Regions from separate parts of the Homo sapiens genome. Here region 1 is linked to region 2. A link is a loop called in an ENCODE intact Hi-C map of the cell type or tissue named here. Cell type or tissue: K562. All regions are shown on one strand. Each heading gives the region's core, and the rest is flanking DNA. Links, peaks and the distances in the headings are about the cores only.

Region 1 (8,348 bases), core at 328-8,327, 290 kb after region 2:
TTGTTTGTGGAGCTGCTCATTTCTAAGTGCACTTCAATGGGGGACAGTGCACAATATGTGTCAGAATCGTCAGTGGGGACCTTCCCTTGTGCCTGCCTTTGCTAGCTCTTTGCTATGCCTGGGGTGCTCAGGCCAGGCCTCTGTTTAAAGCAGGAAGTTCAATATTGCAGTGTCCAAGGATACTCCATGGTAGCACATTAGCAAGTCAAAATACTGATATGGTTTTACTTTTTTCTCCCCTTTTATTTTGATTACTGTAATTCTTATATTTTGTTGTTGTCATTAAACGGTCCTAAAAACAACAGGAAATAAGGTATTAGAAATGAGATTAATCTGTACATCATCCCTCCTTTAAATGATCCCATTTTAGTCTCTTGAATGTCTTGGATGTTTCTGACTTAAAGGTTACATGGTATTACAGTGTTTTTGTAGTTCACCCAGCCCAGTTTATGTCATAATTAATAAATAGAGGTGCATTCCAGATTCAAGCTCCCAAGGCTCAGCCCTTAAGAAGATTGCTTTCGCTCTTAATTACCTGCTTTAATTATACAGCTAGCATTCCCCTTCTCAAGAATTGACCAAATACGTTTTTCTCCCACTTCAACGTTGAGATTTCACTTGACCGTTTCAAGTGGACCTTGTTTGTTATGAGACAGCCAACAGTTAATTTGTGAGAGAACTGGCACTTTCTTTGATTGACGACCTTGCTGGTTTATATTTGGGGATTAATAATACATCAGACATTCACACATTAAAGAGAAAGTAAATGTGAAGAGGAAGGGTAGAAGGTTCAGTTCTGCTACTGGGCTGCCCTGATTATTCAGGCCTTCCCTGGGAATGCAGAGGCAATCGGAGAAGCAGGCACATTTGCCCAAATATGCACCTGGCTCCATTTAACATGTTTCTTGATTTTTTATGCTAAAGAAAAAGATAGCAAAGTGTTTATACCAAACTGGCACCCTGTCAGGGGGCAATCTGTATAAAGTTTCCCGCTGTCAGGTTAATAAATTTTTAAAAAATATCCAAAGGCAGAGGTAGCTAGAGAAAGCTCATAGTAACAGTTGCCATTCTCCAGCGGATGGGTTTCTCTTTAATATCCAGCCTGGCTCTGGAATTTTCTTGTTTGTTGTCTTCCTGGGTTCTGTACTTAGCTGGTGTTTTTGTTCAGCTTTTCTTTTATTCATGCCATTTCAGTCTTACTTTTTAAATGTTTATCTTTTTAAATTTCAAATGTCTTTTCTTTGAGAAACAAGTAAGCATAATTTGTTTTAATTTTTTATATGGTATTTTGTAGTTGAACATATACTTTGTCATGCTATGACTCTGAATGAGCTTCTAAATCTATCAACACTGGGCTTTTCTTTGGGAATACCTTCAAGTAATATTTATTCATAAAGGAGTATCTGTGCTTTGACAATATGGGGGCTTCTGATGAAGTCGATTATTAAACATGTTGATCTGATTCTTAATCTTTTCAATGTAAACTTTCACCTCCTGATTGTCAAAGTCAGATTTCATAAAAAGGAAACAAGGGTGGACTTGTTTGGAGACATCTCCTACTCTGTGCTGTGACACTTTATGAGCTATCAAAAATGGATTAAGCCCTTTTAGTGTGAATGCAGAGGTCAGAAAGAATAACATTAGATCTCTTGAGGCTAAAGAAAGTTTGTCATTCGCAGAGAAATGGAAATTAACTTTGTTTTATAAGTATTCCAGGATAATTTTTTAAAACTACCTAACCAAGATGCATACCCCCAAGATCGCTTCTTAATAATTAGCTTCCACTTTAAAAAATTTCCTAGTATGTTATATGAATGTCTATATTTTATTTGAGGATGGAAAAGAAAATCCATGCCCAAACTTCTCTTATAGTTTTTCCTTCTTAAGTGATTTTAAGGTCTTATATGTAACAAGAATATATTGTGATTTTTTTTAAATTAAAAAATTAGCTACCTGGAACAATATAACTAATAGTCAAAGCAAGTCACTATTATTGGAGGACCACACTGCCATTAAAACTATTTGAAAATATAAGGGGAAAATGATCAGATTATAATTAGAGAAACTAAGTAATATAATTATACATGAACTAAATGCTTCAGAGATTTTCTATACAAAAGACCATTTGAAAATGGGACTGTATAATGAAATCTGCATTCATTAAGATGGTTAAAAATGTTCTTAGTAAATAACCAAAATAAAACCTGTTAGTTTAGCTCACAAATGAAGTAGAATATGAAGGTATTTTTAGGATACTTATGATGTCCCAATGATAGCCAACATGAAACAGTTTCACAATTTAATGAATACGTGTATCCTGCCATATATTGTTTGGCATTAAGTAGTTTTCTTAGTGTTTCATCTTTTCCTGTAAAATAATTAGTGTTTCTTGGGATTGACTGATGTACCTTCCAAATATTTTGTATTTCTTTAATTTCATCCTATTAATGAGAAAAAAAGCATAATTATGACAGAAGTTTGTGAAAGCCAAGAAATTCATATTTAAAGACTGATATTAACACAGTGTTTTAAAATAGCAATGCAAATTTATCCATTTCCTTACCACTTCCATACTTTATTTTTGTTTCCCTATATTTTCTTTCTTAGGCACTGTGAGTGCACAGTGAAAAAAGTGTAATGCTATCTGTATAAAATATTTGTGTGTGTCTATGGTCTGCTTTTCTCCATATTTTCTTCATGCACATATAATGCTTCAAATTGTCTTACTGAATCTGTAGTATGTATGTATTTTCTCTATTATAAAACTAACAAAGACTTATTTATAATAATAAGCTTTCTTTTAGTTCATGCTATCCATCCATCATTCAAATGTACTTCTCCTGTATATTTAAAAAATAGTTCCCTGATAAATTTATCAAAATTAATAGCTTACCAAAAAAGGGAAACTAGTTATACTGTAGTATTGCTTCAGCTATACTTGGGCTAGAATCCAAGTTCCAGTGTCTTCTTCGATGCTGCTATTTACTGAGCACGGGAGACAAGAAGATTCCTCAGGATTTGCGCAGTTTAATTCAGTAAAGAAATCTGGGGTTTTTGGACAACTTGACTTATAGAAAATATATGTATTTTTAAAGCATACCAACTTACCCAAGCTAGGGAAGACTCTTGGGATCTAAATATTGGGAATCTAAATATTTGTCTATTTCTGGGATAGACATATATCACAATATAAATATTTATCCTTTTCTTTTTTTAAGTCAAAGGCATTTTATTCAATAGTTATTAAGCACAATTTTTTGTTACACATTCCTGTAAGGATTATATGCGCCTATATATCAAGGTAGAGTGAGTGATTGGTGTACAATAAAGAAATCATATTTTAAACATTTACTATTAATGTGGTATTATTAATCTCCTTTTGCAGTTCTTCATGACCACATATGTGGTGATTTGTCTTTTAATACCAATATGGCAAGATTTATTTTTACAAATTAATGATTTGGGGTGACTTCCTGCAGGAGGGAATCATCACTCTCAAAGCAGAAGAGAAGCTAAGGGGTTAATATGATTTAAAAATGCAAATATTTGAAGCTGTTTTAAAAGCATGAAAAATTATTATTGCACATGACTTTTTGCTCAAATTGACCCAGGGTAAAGGAGAATAAAAAGTCAAATGGAAACCCACATGTTCCTGTATTTAAAAATGTATACACATGGAAGTCATGTGGGGAGTGAAATGCACTTCATCAAAACTGGCATTTTTTTCAATATACCTACATCATTTCCCAAAATATTGCAAAATAGAAATGTGTCAGAAAGGACGCTTGCTATTTGCAAAAGGAGAAGCATGCAAAAAATATTGCATGAAACTCCTATTTCAACGGATCCATTTAATTAAATCCATACACTATTCTATAATCTATGAATGGGTAAATATCCAGAACAAGGATCCTCTCAGTTATGAGGGAAAACTTTCACAAACTTTTGGAAGGAACATATGTCACTGTTTTAAGTGTTGATTGGCTCATTTTATTCTGATTCCTAAGATGAAGGCAGGTTTTAGTCTTAAGCCTTACCCAAGAAATTGCTCCAATTTTCAGGTAGCCTAGTTGATTTCTTTGCTCTAGTTTGAATATTTACTTCTCCCATTAATTATATCCTGTACTCCTAGTAATTTTCTAACAAGCCAACTGGAATCTGCAGGCCATCAGAAAAGTGTTAAAAATTATGCCTCGTGTTCTAAAAGGAATTAATGTCTACAGCTGCCTGCTTACAAAAAAAGAGCTGGTCACATTGGAGATTGCTGATGGCATCGAGGTGGTTGCAGTAGCCTAGAATGGTGGCTACACGTCTTGTCATCTGTAGAGTATCAATATGTTTTTATAATGATACAATAACCTGAACCCTGTAACGGTTTATGGTCCTTTTGAGAATTCTTATGGATTCTTAGAGTGACAGAGGTCTGAGAAAAGATCTTGAAAGCTTTCACAAAATCTGGCTGGGTGACAGAAAACTAGCAGGACTGTGATTTAGCCGCTAAGAAATCCTGTTGACCAGGAACATCATTAAACTTTTAAGTTAAAACAAGAACCACAAAACAAATGGTAGATGCAAAGGGTAAGGGGTACCCAAAGTGGCAGCAAAAATTAAAACGTGCCGAAGATTCTTAGATAAAAGGCAAAATGCAGCAAGCCCATTGTTGATCTTGATCTCCTACTTAGAAATAAGCATTTTTTAATATACCATTCTGAATATTGCAATGTGTGTTGGAAATCTGTATTCATGCATTTCCTTTATGGAATCTGTCAGAACTGATTGTTGCTCTTTCATTTTCTCTGGCTATTTTTAGTCAATGATAAATAAAGAACTTGAATTTTGAATCTGGCACCAGTGAGATATAGAACCAGAAACAGCAGGAAATAACCACGATGAGTAACTTCACATCAGTATCTGCACGGAGAGCTCAGTCCTCTTAACATTTGTAATACTGCTAATTTCTATGGGCTTTTTAAAATACTTCCACATGAGCTCTCAAAACCCATAAAAGTGTGGCATGTAAAGTAAATTGTTTGTCACTTGCCGACGACCTGCCATATTTATTGTCAGGAGAAATGGACATTAGTTGGAAAAGCAGTTGTTAAAGGCCAAACAATTTTTAAAGATGGCAAAGATGCACGAGGGTTTTCCTTTTTCTAACAATGAGCCACCCCTTCAGACATCAAAAGACAAGATAATAAGACACTTCAAGCACAATTCAAGATTATATTCAACATCTAAAGGCTCATCTCTTGTCAGTTTGCATTTACTCTCCCAGGGATGTGATGCTTCTATCATCTTTCTGTCAAGAGGAGTCTGGCAGAAGAAGCGAGGGCTCTTATTTCACACACTTAGGGTTTTTTATCAAATGGCCCACACTCGTTCTGATTCAGCCAAAATGGGGGCATAATTTGAAGAAGGTCATGCACAAGTACAAAAATCTCATATTGATTTGTGTGATTAGAAGGCATTAAAATTGCACATTTACGTTAGTTGCTGAGATGTTTTGTCAGTTTATTTGGTAATACACTTTTGCAGCCTAGAAAAAAAAAATGACTTAAAATTTAAAAATAGATGGCTGAAAGCCGAAATGGTTTGTTTTAATGTGGCTATGTTTGAACGTTTAGCAAGTGAACATAAAAATAATGTAAAGCTTTTAGTTTAACAATATTTGAAATTAGCTTATATAATGAAATACTTCATGCAACATAAAAGCAAAATTGCACAACTGTGCATATCAGGTGAAACAAATATATATGTGGAATTATTTTTTAAATACTTTAAAAATTGATTTCATATCTTTAATATATAGATAAAAAGTGATGACATTTTCAATATAAATTTAATTATGAAGCTGTTTTACAATGGTTATCAAGTTTTTAACATTTTGCACTCTTTGAAATTACAGTGTCATTATATTTGTCATTTTATGCCATTCTTAGTATATATGCCCTTTTCCAGAGAGGGTACTAAAGAATAAATAAAAGGGTTATTATTATTATTATTATTCTCTGTCAAAATTCATCACATTTCCTTCTTTGCTCTCTGACAGTCACAAAGCCATACAAAGAAACATTCTATTTTGGTAGGGGCATGTTTATAGAAGTTAGAAGAACAATCTTTTCCTCTCAAAATAAAACAATTGATGAAAATAAAACCATGATATCCTGGGATCATTTCTATATTGAATCTTTGAAATTACTTTTCCTAGGAATTTTCATCAACTCTCTGTTGTCTCCACTTCTTATGTTTTTCTCCTTTGCTGTGAAGTGTTTTGAAACTGGATTTCTCACTTTTGTGCCACTTTCAAAACAAAGGAGAGGTACATATATACTGTGTAGTTACAGTGTAGAATAGAAGTGAAAACCCATAATTTGCCCTATTTATTAAATGAGTTTTTTCTATTCAATACAGTTTATGTATTCAACATGGAACAGTGAATTGATCCATTCAATAAATGTTTGTTGAGCACCTGCTCTGTGGTAGGGGCTGTGCTGTGTCCTGAGGACTCAGTAGAGAAGACACCACATAGAATTGATCACCTAGCTCACCCACTGAAAGGTATACTGAAGATGCAAAACTGAACAAGACATGGGGACCCCACCCTGAAATAGCCCACAATCAGCATCATACATTGACATTCTATTTTACTTGATCATTTCTGGTAGCTTTTTAGGCAATTTTAAGCCTTCGAAACCATACTTTTCAAGAGTTGTTTGTTGGTTAGAAACCTCATTTGAGAAAAAAACTATTATCTCCAAAAAGTAGGGAAGAAGAAAGGAGTATTAAGCGGTTTGTGACAAATGACATTAGCAATGTTTTCGTCACAGGGTTTGGTGCATATGCCGTGGAACACAATTGCTCTTCTTTAGGGATTGTCTCTTAATCATGTCCAAAAGGAGGATGAATTAGATTATTTCTTCCTGCCTGTCTTTTCTGCCTTTATTCTCCTCCCAAAATTCTTGTTTGTCTTATATATTTTTTATTTTTTTATTTTTATTTACTTACGTTTTTACATGTGTTCTCTCAGAAGCCAATACATTTTATTTATTTATTCATTCATTTATTTATTTTATTTTTATTATTTTTCTGAGACAAGGTCTTGCTCTATCACCCAGGCTGGAGTACGGTGGTATGATCATGGCTGCAGCCTCAATCTCCTGGGCTCAAGCGATCCTCCCACCTCAGCCTCCTGAGTAGCTGGTACTACAGGCGTGTACCATCACACTCAGCTAATTTTTTTTTTTTTAATTTGCAAGAGAGGGGGGGTCTCACTTTGTTGCTTAGGCTGGTCTTGAACTCCTGGCCTCAAGCTATCCTGCTACCTTGGTCTCTCAAACTGTTGGGATTACAGGCATGAGCCACTGCACCTGGCCATTGTCTTATACTATAAAGTAGTGCTTCAAGGCTCTGGAGTCAGGTTGTGTGGGCTTGAGTCCGGCTCTACCACTTTTTCACTGGCTGGGTAAGGTAATAACATGTTGAAGCTTCAGCTTCCCCATCTCTGCATGGAGGTATTGCTGGTACGCCACAGGGCAATCTTGAGCTTGAAGTGAAATGACACATGTAAAAGCCTATAGAGTACCTGGAATGTAACCAGAGCTCAATGAATATCACACGTTGTTAAGAGTTGAAAATGTACTTGCTATGTTTAGAAAGAATCTGATTAATTTTGGGCAGCAGATACCATAAAACCAACAAAAATTGTGGCCTTTGGAAGTAACCATGCTTCTCCATAAGGAAACATGAGCCCCCAAGGGTCCTCCTGATCAAAGAAAGGTTCTGGGGATCTTTGCTTCCTAATGGCAACACCCCTTCTTCAGTCTTTGCTTTCTCTTCAAGTTCATTCAGGAAAGAATTCAGACTCATAAATGGAGGTTCTACAGGGGACAATAGTTCACTCTCTTCATCTTATGGAGAGTACATAAGTGAGGTGGTGAGCAAGGATGGAACAGGGCAGTTACACATCTCACTCTTCTCTAAATTTAAAATGTTGGAAGGTGTGATTCTTTCAAATAATAGCGATTTTAAAAATAATGTTGGCCTTGAGAAGTGTTATGAAGCCAGATGTCTGTGGGCGGCAGCAAATGCCTTTCTCCCTGGTGGTGTGGTCAGATACCCTGGGGGCAGCCTGCCTTTGGGTGGAGTTCCTCCCAGGGGCATCCGCTGTCCCTCCCTCCCTCCAAGGGAATTTGCCAGCTCCAGGCCAAGCACTTCTATCTCTCTGCCTTGACCACACTGTTGCCCATGTTGGGAACAGAGCATTTGTCTCTAGTTAAATGTCCAGAGATCTTTCATAGGATGCTTTTGTGACCTAATCAGGGTAAACTACAGAAAATTTCAGAGAGAGA
Region 2 (8,348 bases), core at 326-8,325:
TAGAGAATAGTAAAACCCAGCAAATAAAACTGTCTCAATAAAAATAAACAAAGGGGATAACAATGGGAAAGTCTTGTTACAAAAGGATTTAAATATTCAAGATTAGAAAAGATCATGAGCAAAATTTTAAAAGTCAAGAAGGCAAGTGAGAAAAATATGAGTGAGTGTGGAGAAGACCTAGGATGGTGGCTGGCTACTGATGGCAAATGGGGTCTTGAACCCTGAAGGAGGCAGGAATGAATGACCAGGAACCCATATGGAGCAGGTAAGTGTCTTTGTTTTGCTTCGTGCTTAGGCTTAGTGCCAAAGTTTCAAACACGCAGCTTCTCTAAACACCACCAACAGCTCTACTGTGTCCATCAAGATAGAATATAAACATGTGGGAAGAAAAAGAGAACTTCCCAAATATATTATTTCCTTAAATTCAGTGGTTATTTTCTGAACAAGTTATAATGCTTCAATCTCCTTTATCTGAATTTAACATGTTTAAAACCAGTTCAGTATAGACAAAATGTTGGTACGACGGAAAACCTCTGTGCACAAGGGTTCCTAGAGCCCACTCAAATGCCACTTGCTTACAAACAATATTTTAGTAAACACCATTCCTATGCAACACAGACTTTTTTTTTTAACTTGTATTTTAATTTCAGGGGTTTATGTGCAGGTTTGTTATGTAGGTAAACTCGTGCCACAGGGGTTTGTTGTACAGATTATTTTGTCACCCAGGTATTAAGCCTACTATCCATTAGTTATTTTTTCTGATCCTCTCCCTTCTCCCATCCTCCATCCTCCAATAGGCCCCAGTGTGTGTTGTTCCCCTCTATGTATCCATGTGTTCTCATCATTTAGCTCCCACTTACAAATGAGAACATGTGGTATTTGGTTTTCCGTTCCTGCATTAGCAACACAGACTTTGGACATGCCCTTGCAGTTAATTCTGCGAAACCTATATAGACAGACCAATGCTCTGAAATTTAAAAAACACTGTATCAACATAAGGTAACGATCAATTCAGCAACCAAGAAATCCAAGCAAAGCTTCCATGAAAACAAAATAAGTTAAACAACGGACGTGCCATTTAGGAGCAGCTTTCTTTGCATTAAAAAACTAGAGATGACAGCTAGATAAAGATCTACCTACCCACCTATGCAGTATCTACCTACACACCTATGTGGGCTTGGCAATCAAGCCAGCATGTGAGGTAGTCCCCTATTTAGACTACTAATCTGCAATTGCTGCAAATGCAAGCACATAATTACAAGTGCGATTTCAGAAATGACTAGGACACTTTCTAAGTAATTTTACCACTTAAAAAAAATCTTCCATATGGATCCCACAGATTTAATAGAGCTGGCTGTTCATACCAAACACGTTGAGTCTGTTTTTCAGTTTGCAGCTATCTGAGGATACATTTTCCGGGCTGGGCCCAAGGTCAAACACCCTCAGCATCAGGGTAGAGATAACAGAAAAGTCATCCACTGGGTGATTAAACTTGAATTAATGTTCTCTGCAATGAACAAATATCTCTAACTTTAACTACATATAATCTCAATCACTGATGACTGGTGAAAATCCTTGCACAGTGAGTATATCAAAAAGAGATGCAAAATTGCTAAGTCTTGAATAATGCAGACAGTTACCTGAAAACACGGGTTTATGTATTTGAACAAGCCCTTCACACAATTCAAAGTAAAACAGGCCAGGCGCAGTGGCTCACGCCTGTAATCCCAGCACTTCAGGAGGCTGAGGTGGGCGGATCACAAGGTCAAGAAATGGAGATCATCCTGGCCAACATGGTGAAGCTCCGTCTCTACTAAAAATACAAAAATTAGCTGGGCGTGGTGGTGCACGCCTGTAGTCCCAGCTACTCGGGAGGCTGAGGCAGAAGAATCACTTGAACCTGGGAAGCAGAGATTGCAGTGAGCCGAGATCGCGCCACTGCACTCCAGCCTGGCAACAGAGTGAGAGTCTGTCTCAAAAAAACAAAAACAAAAACAAAGTAAAGCCCAAAAGTTGAAAAAAAAAAAAATCAGGAGACTATCTGCAGAAGAAAATGAGTCAAATGAACCCAATTTCAAGCATTATAATCCACTTTCTTACCATCTCTATGAAAAACTGGCATTAACTGGACACACTGGTCAGCATTGATAGCTTTCATGGAAGTGGCAGAACTGATGGTTTTGGGGCAGACTCACATCTACATGGTAACATATGTTCATCCTCTCTACACACTTCAGGGTCTACTCTAAAGCCTCATTTAGACTCCTATATAATGCCTCCCTGGGAACAACAATAATTATTCCAGATTTGGCCAAAATTGGAGAAAAGGCTGCAGGCTGTTCAGTAAGCAGCAATAATTTGTGCTCAAACTGACAGTAAATATCAAGTGGACAGCCTTCATTGTCCTGGCTTCTATGGTAATATTAAAAGCTGCCCTGAGCAAGGAATACAATCAGACAAATCACAAAGGAAGCTACAGAACTAGCTAATAAATAAAAATGTTCAAAATCACTAAAAATTCAAATATACTATAAAATAGAAAAATGGAGTATCTTTATATATCAGATTGGCAATGAGCATGTGGTAAAATAGGTACTCACACATAGCTGATGTAAACTGGTGTAAGTTTTCTGGAATACAATTTTACTTGGCAACACATATTAAATGCCTAAAAAATTATCATAACCTTTGATTCAGTAATTCCAATCCTAAGAATCAATGGTAGGAAAACATTCAGAGGAACAGATGAAAGGCCAAAGATTTCAAGGTTCACCACATCATGATTTATGACAGCCAAACACTGGATATAACCTAAAGGTCCAAAGACAGAAGAATGGTTAAGAAAATCAAATAGATCCATAAGATAGAATATTATGCAACTATTCAATAACACTGAGCTAAGAATAGACATCAATAATGTAGGGAATTTCATATGATGTACAGTGATAAGTTAAAACAAGATCTAAAATAATTGAGATTACTCTAAACATTCCTTTACTTTTTATTATTATAAAAATAATGCATGCTTACTACAAAAAAGTAAATAAAAGCCAATGAAGGTCAGAAAGAACATTCATAATCCTGCCCAGACACAAATATTGTTAATAATTTGGTGTACAGCCTTCCATGAATACATCTACATACATAATTTTATTTCTACAGAAAAGGATAATCAGACCATACATATATTTTAGAAAAGTACCTCAACAGAAGCAATCTAACAAATGTTGAGAATTTTATTTATTCCAACTGAGAAAGAGAAAAGCTGACAACCAGAAGCTAGCCTGGCACCCACAGCAGGGCTCTGATGTTCTCTTGATGAATATAAACAATTTCACACAAAACCAACATCAGCCGAGGCCACTCCATGACCATGAAGGACCAGGACAGAAGCAAGACCACTCCATAATCATGTCTGAATGCAAACAAGACATGAACATTTTCCAAGTCGTGGCAATGACCAAACACCTCCCACTTTGGCTAAAATGACAGACTGCTGCTTCTTTACCAGTTATGACTTTGGCTTTGGCTTAGGCTTTTCTCCTTCTAGATAAGATTTATCAAAATGCCCAGCTGTAGAATTACTCATGCTTCATGACAGCATCCAATCTAGAGCAAAGCCCTGATGCCTTAAACCTCCCCAAAATCACCTCACACCAGCCTAAATCCTACAATTCTTCTAACATCTTCCTAAAACCATATGGGGTACTCCTGGTGATCTTTGGCCGCAGGGCACTGACACAGCTAATTCACTATTGTTAGACAGCTTGTACCAATTTTCACTGTTACAAATATCAAGAAAATTGGCTGAAACTGAGTTAGAAAATTAAAAGGAAAACAAACAAACCATACAGGTCGAGGGGGATCCAAAAGGCTTAAAGACAAATAAAGGACTGTAAATTTACCCCATAGTGTTGTATGTGAATATACAAATACACTCATTTTCCTGTCAAGTCACTATTCTGACTAATGGTCTTATTAACTATATTCTACCTACACCATCCTATCTATATGCTTTTGGAAGCCTACCACCATTTCTGAAATCAAGATCCTGTGTACACACAGCACCTAACATGAAGCATGACACAAGGTTGTATTCAGGAAGCAGATTCAAACCAAATACTCCTGTGAAATGACTGTGATTTAGTTTGTACCACGACACCAACTAACAATGACTGCAATTGTGACCCCTTGCTTTATACAGCCTTCTCTTAAAGCAAAAGAGAGAAAGAGAACCTCTGTGTTAATGAATCAGCTGATGTTAAATCCCACAAGAATATCTAATGAACACCTCTGAACTGGCAATGACACTTGCAGTCCTTGCTCAAAATACTTAAGAATAAGCACAGGACTCTCCATATGCAAAAGAAGATATTATCAGCAAGGAGCAAAAGATGGTTATAAGGAAGAGAGATGGTAGTTTTAACATCAGAGTTCAGGGGAAAGCTACAATCAGTATGGAAATATATGAAAAAGTTAGCTGAACTCATTAAAGAAAAAAGTATATTTTTTAACAGGCATTTGATGGATATGAGACAATGGGAATCATAAAGGAAAATGAAGTTGCTATGGACCCAACTCTCCCACCCTGACCGCTGTAGATACCATTCAAATACTCTGGGAGTCCTACATATTGACATCAAAAAAGCAATCAGCAATGAAGAACACCTGTTTTTCCGACTGAAAATGATTTTTATTTAAGCATTATATTTCTATTTTTAGCCTCAGATAGCTTAGTATACATAGGAAAACTCACCGAAAAATACTTTAAACAGTAGAGCTATTTTATTGCTTGGTTTTTCATATCTAAAAAAATGCTTGTGAAGGTTACATTTGTGTTTTACTTCCTGCTAATCAATGGTTTTTAATCAATTTTGGTACATTGATGACAGCATGAAATACATTTCTAGGAATGAGACCACAATTTACAACACAGTACCTAGAATAAATAAAGGTATGTATTTACAATGCCTCAACGTGCAACCGTTAGATTGGTGGCTGCCTGTGGTGTAACTGTGAATTAACTAGGGAGCCTTAATTTTAATTCTTAAAAATGTTCAGACGATTCACTTGAAAACTACAATGGTAAGTAATGTGGGAAGAAGTTTCAGGTAGAAGGCTACAATCAAGCATCTGAAAACTTGCGGAAATACTATCCTAGAGATCCAAACACTGGACAGGAGACAGAGAGGAACTGCTAATGTCAAAACCCTTCTAGCCACCAAAACCCCAGCTCCAATCTGACCCAAAGATGAACAAACACACGAGGAAGCACTCCTACACTTCATGTTTAGGGATGGCAGTGGTAAGAAAAGGCTCACCGGATTATCTAGATTCTAAAAAGATTTGTAGCCAGGGGACTGGGAGCTATTGGCAGATGCTGGCCAAAAGGGCACAGACTTTCAGTTCTAAGATGAATAAATTCGGGGATCTAATGTACGCTATGGTTACTATATTTAATAATGCCATATTAAATACTTAAAATTTACCAATGGATTTTAAGTATTCTCATCCCCAAAGAAATGGTAACTATGTGAGGCAACTGATAATGTTAATTAGCTTGAACGTGGCAATCACTTCACAATAAATACTAAATACATTTGGTATATATCAAATCATCATTGTATAACTTAAATATGTATAATTTGGCTGGGCATGGTGGCTGACGCCTGTAATCCTAGCACTTTGGGAGGCCGAGGCAGGCGGATCACGAGGTCAGGAGTTTGAGACCAGCCTGGCCAACATAGTGAAACCCCGTCTCTACTAAAAATACAAAAATATATATATATGTATATTTTATATATATATATAATATAAAATTTTAATTTGTCAATTATACCTCAATAAAGCTAGAAAAAAATAAAAATGTTGATAACATGGGCAAAAGAAATAAAATTTAAAAACAATCTTAATAATAATTTTTTAAATATTTACAGTTTTATAAAAAGCTTCCCATATTGAATCCTCCCTCAAAAAGGATTCAAAATCCAATTTATTATTTGCAGACCACTGCTGGAAGCTTATAGAAGCTGGCTGACACTACCATCTCTGTCCTTCAGGTAAAATTTGCCATTTCAAATTTTCCTCATTTCATTCACTCCAGTCCTTTCCTTGTTTGCTGACTGACATTTTCCAGCTTACAAAGCAACTTGCCCCTGCGGCCAGGTCCCCTCATTCTATCCCACCGTAACGCCAAACAGCTGACTATCTGATTTCTAAAAATGAACTCCACTGCAAACAGCATCGCGACAATTTAATGATTTGTCAAAGTAGTAGAACCAGTTATTATAAAGTGTATTTCAGTGTTCAAAAGTAAAGGTCCTATGAAGCTAAAGCTTACCTGCTGACAGGGAAAGCTGGACAATTAAAAAAAAAAATCCAGACAACATTCACTTGACAGATTTATTTCTAAAATAGAAACTTCATTTGCCATGCTCCTGTATTAAAATTCTTGCTACAAAAGAAGGTTACACTTACAAAAAAAATTCATTGGTTCACGTGTTTGAAAGCTCTCTCCAATGGCACTTTTAAGAGATGTGCTTTCTCTTTTTTTTTTTTCAAGATGGAAACAAAACAGAATATGGAATAAGCTTTTTATGCTCATGTGTCAAGCACTGGAGTCCATAAATCCAGCTATGGCATTCAACTACTAAGAAGATACCTTGAAAACCTAAAATAAAAGTTTATGCCAGACAGAACTATAGCCTCCTAGTCCTAGTCCCTGGTGGATAAAGAGCTATCTCTGAACACCTAAGAAGCCAGAACTTTGAAAAGGAAATAGCTGTCAAACTACAGTTTCAGGGTTTCTTCTGTTACATTGCTATGTTCTGCAATGTATGTTGCATACTTTGAAAAGTATGTTCTAATTACTTTAATAATTTTTATAGGAATCAAAAATTGTAATAAGATTAAAGAACTATTAAATATTAATAGACATCTCTCTCAAATTTTCTTATGACTTCACGAATATCTCATAGTGGTCCTCTATTTTTCTACTTAGTTCCTCTAGTCTCTGTGCCACTTTAACCCATTGTTTGTAGAAGGTGGCATATAATTCCAACGATTTATTTGGCTGTCAGTCTAGAGATCACTGTTCTTAAGGGTTAAGAATGTCTTTATTCCACATTACACCTTCATTTGGCTAGTCTTTGCTCCAATTTTTTGAAGATTAAATTATTTCTTAAAGGCAGAAAGTCATAACCTCTCAGTTATCTGACATATGTCTTTATTCTCTTTTCCCCCTATGTGATCTGCCACCTGTTCTCAACAGAGGAGGGATCTTGATATCTATAACATGATTATTGCAAGGTTATAACCATTTGCTAAATGTTGGGCTTTTCAAAATTGTTCTGCCTAGTTTCTGCTGCTAGTTTAAAATTGCAGCTGAAAGGATTGAAGTAGCTACTGAGCCAATGTAGTTATCTCATTTTTCAAAGATATAAACCTCTATAACTCAGTTACAAAAAGAGCAGCTCCTCCTAAAAATTTGCGAACACTTTCAAAATGAAAGTGATCATTTCACAAGTCCTCCTTTCTTAATGTAACCTTCTAAATGCCTTTAGTTTTTAACATCAGATATATTTCTTAATGAAATTAGAAAAATACATCCTAAAATACCTCAACTAAATAAATCTATTTCAAAACAAACAAAACACGCTAATGTCAAAAACATGAAGCATAAATAATCTTTACAAGTACATACCACACAACATGTAGAAAAAGGAAATTCTCTGGAGATTTCTGCAAACCACACCAAGCTGATACACATTTTGAAAATCTCCATTTAACCATATGCAAACAGATCATTATAGTTTATCAAGAAAATGGTACTTTTTAGTACTTAGTAAATACATATTTACATGATAAAATTTAATGGATCCAAATAAATCAAAGTTTGTATGTTACAAGTCATTAAATTGCGGACACAGTTACATGTTTCTAAAGCCTTTAACATAAGTAAAATAAATTATAATGGCTTTTTTAAATAAATTATTCTAAATCACAAACTATTATCACACTTTTAAAAGACTTGTTTTGTCATACACACACACACACACACACACACCCCTCCATATATACAGATAGATAGATATATCTCATTCATATATATATATATCTTCTGTAGTAAGTGGAAATAATTTGCTTGTATTACCCTAGGGTGCTTTGATTGTACTGGGAATAAAAACAGGTTTTCCTTAAAGAATGATGATATATAATGGCTTTTTAAAGGGAAAGAACCCCAAACCAAAGTTTTAAGAGTAGACAGTCTTTGACTTATGATTATTTGACTTAATGATTTTTCAACTTTATGATGGTACCTATACAATGATTAAATTTTTCACTTTCAG

What was found. A loop is a pair of places that touch in the nucleus more often than their neighbours do. Peaks named below come from ENCODE experiments on the same cell type or tissue, not always from the same donor. Only the 100,000 strongest peaks of a DNase experiment are listed, where the experiment ranks them.
Region 1: it touches region 2 in a loop (2.6-fold over the local background); 3 of 110 quality-filtered maps call a loop at or near these places.

Annotation. Positions count from the first base shown.
Region 1 is chr7:39,091,208-39,099,555 of GRCh38, forward strand. All of the region lies in intron 2 of POU6F2 (POU class 6 homeobox 2), which reads left to right. Among named protein-coding and RNA genes, the nearest start is that of POU6F2-AS2, 82 kb to the left of the region's middle. In K562, for the core only: no CTCF peak of the experiment used is centred there; no DNase peak of the experiment used is centred there.
Region 2 is chr7:38,803,556-38,811,903 of GRCh38, forward strand. The region is part of intron 7 of VPS41 (VPS41 subunit of HOPS complex); the gene reads right to left. Among named protein-coding and RNA genes, the nearest start is that of VPS41, 100 kb to the right of the region's middle. In K562, for the core only: no CTCF peak of the experiment used is centred there; a DNase peak (open chromatin) is centred at 3,636.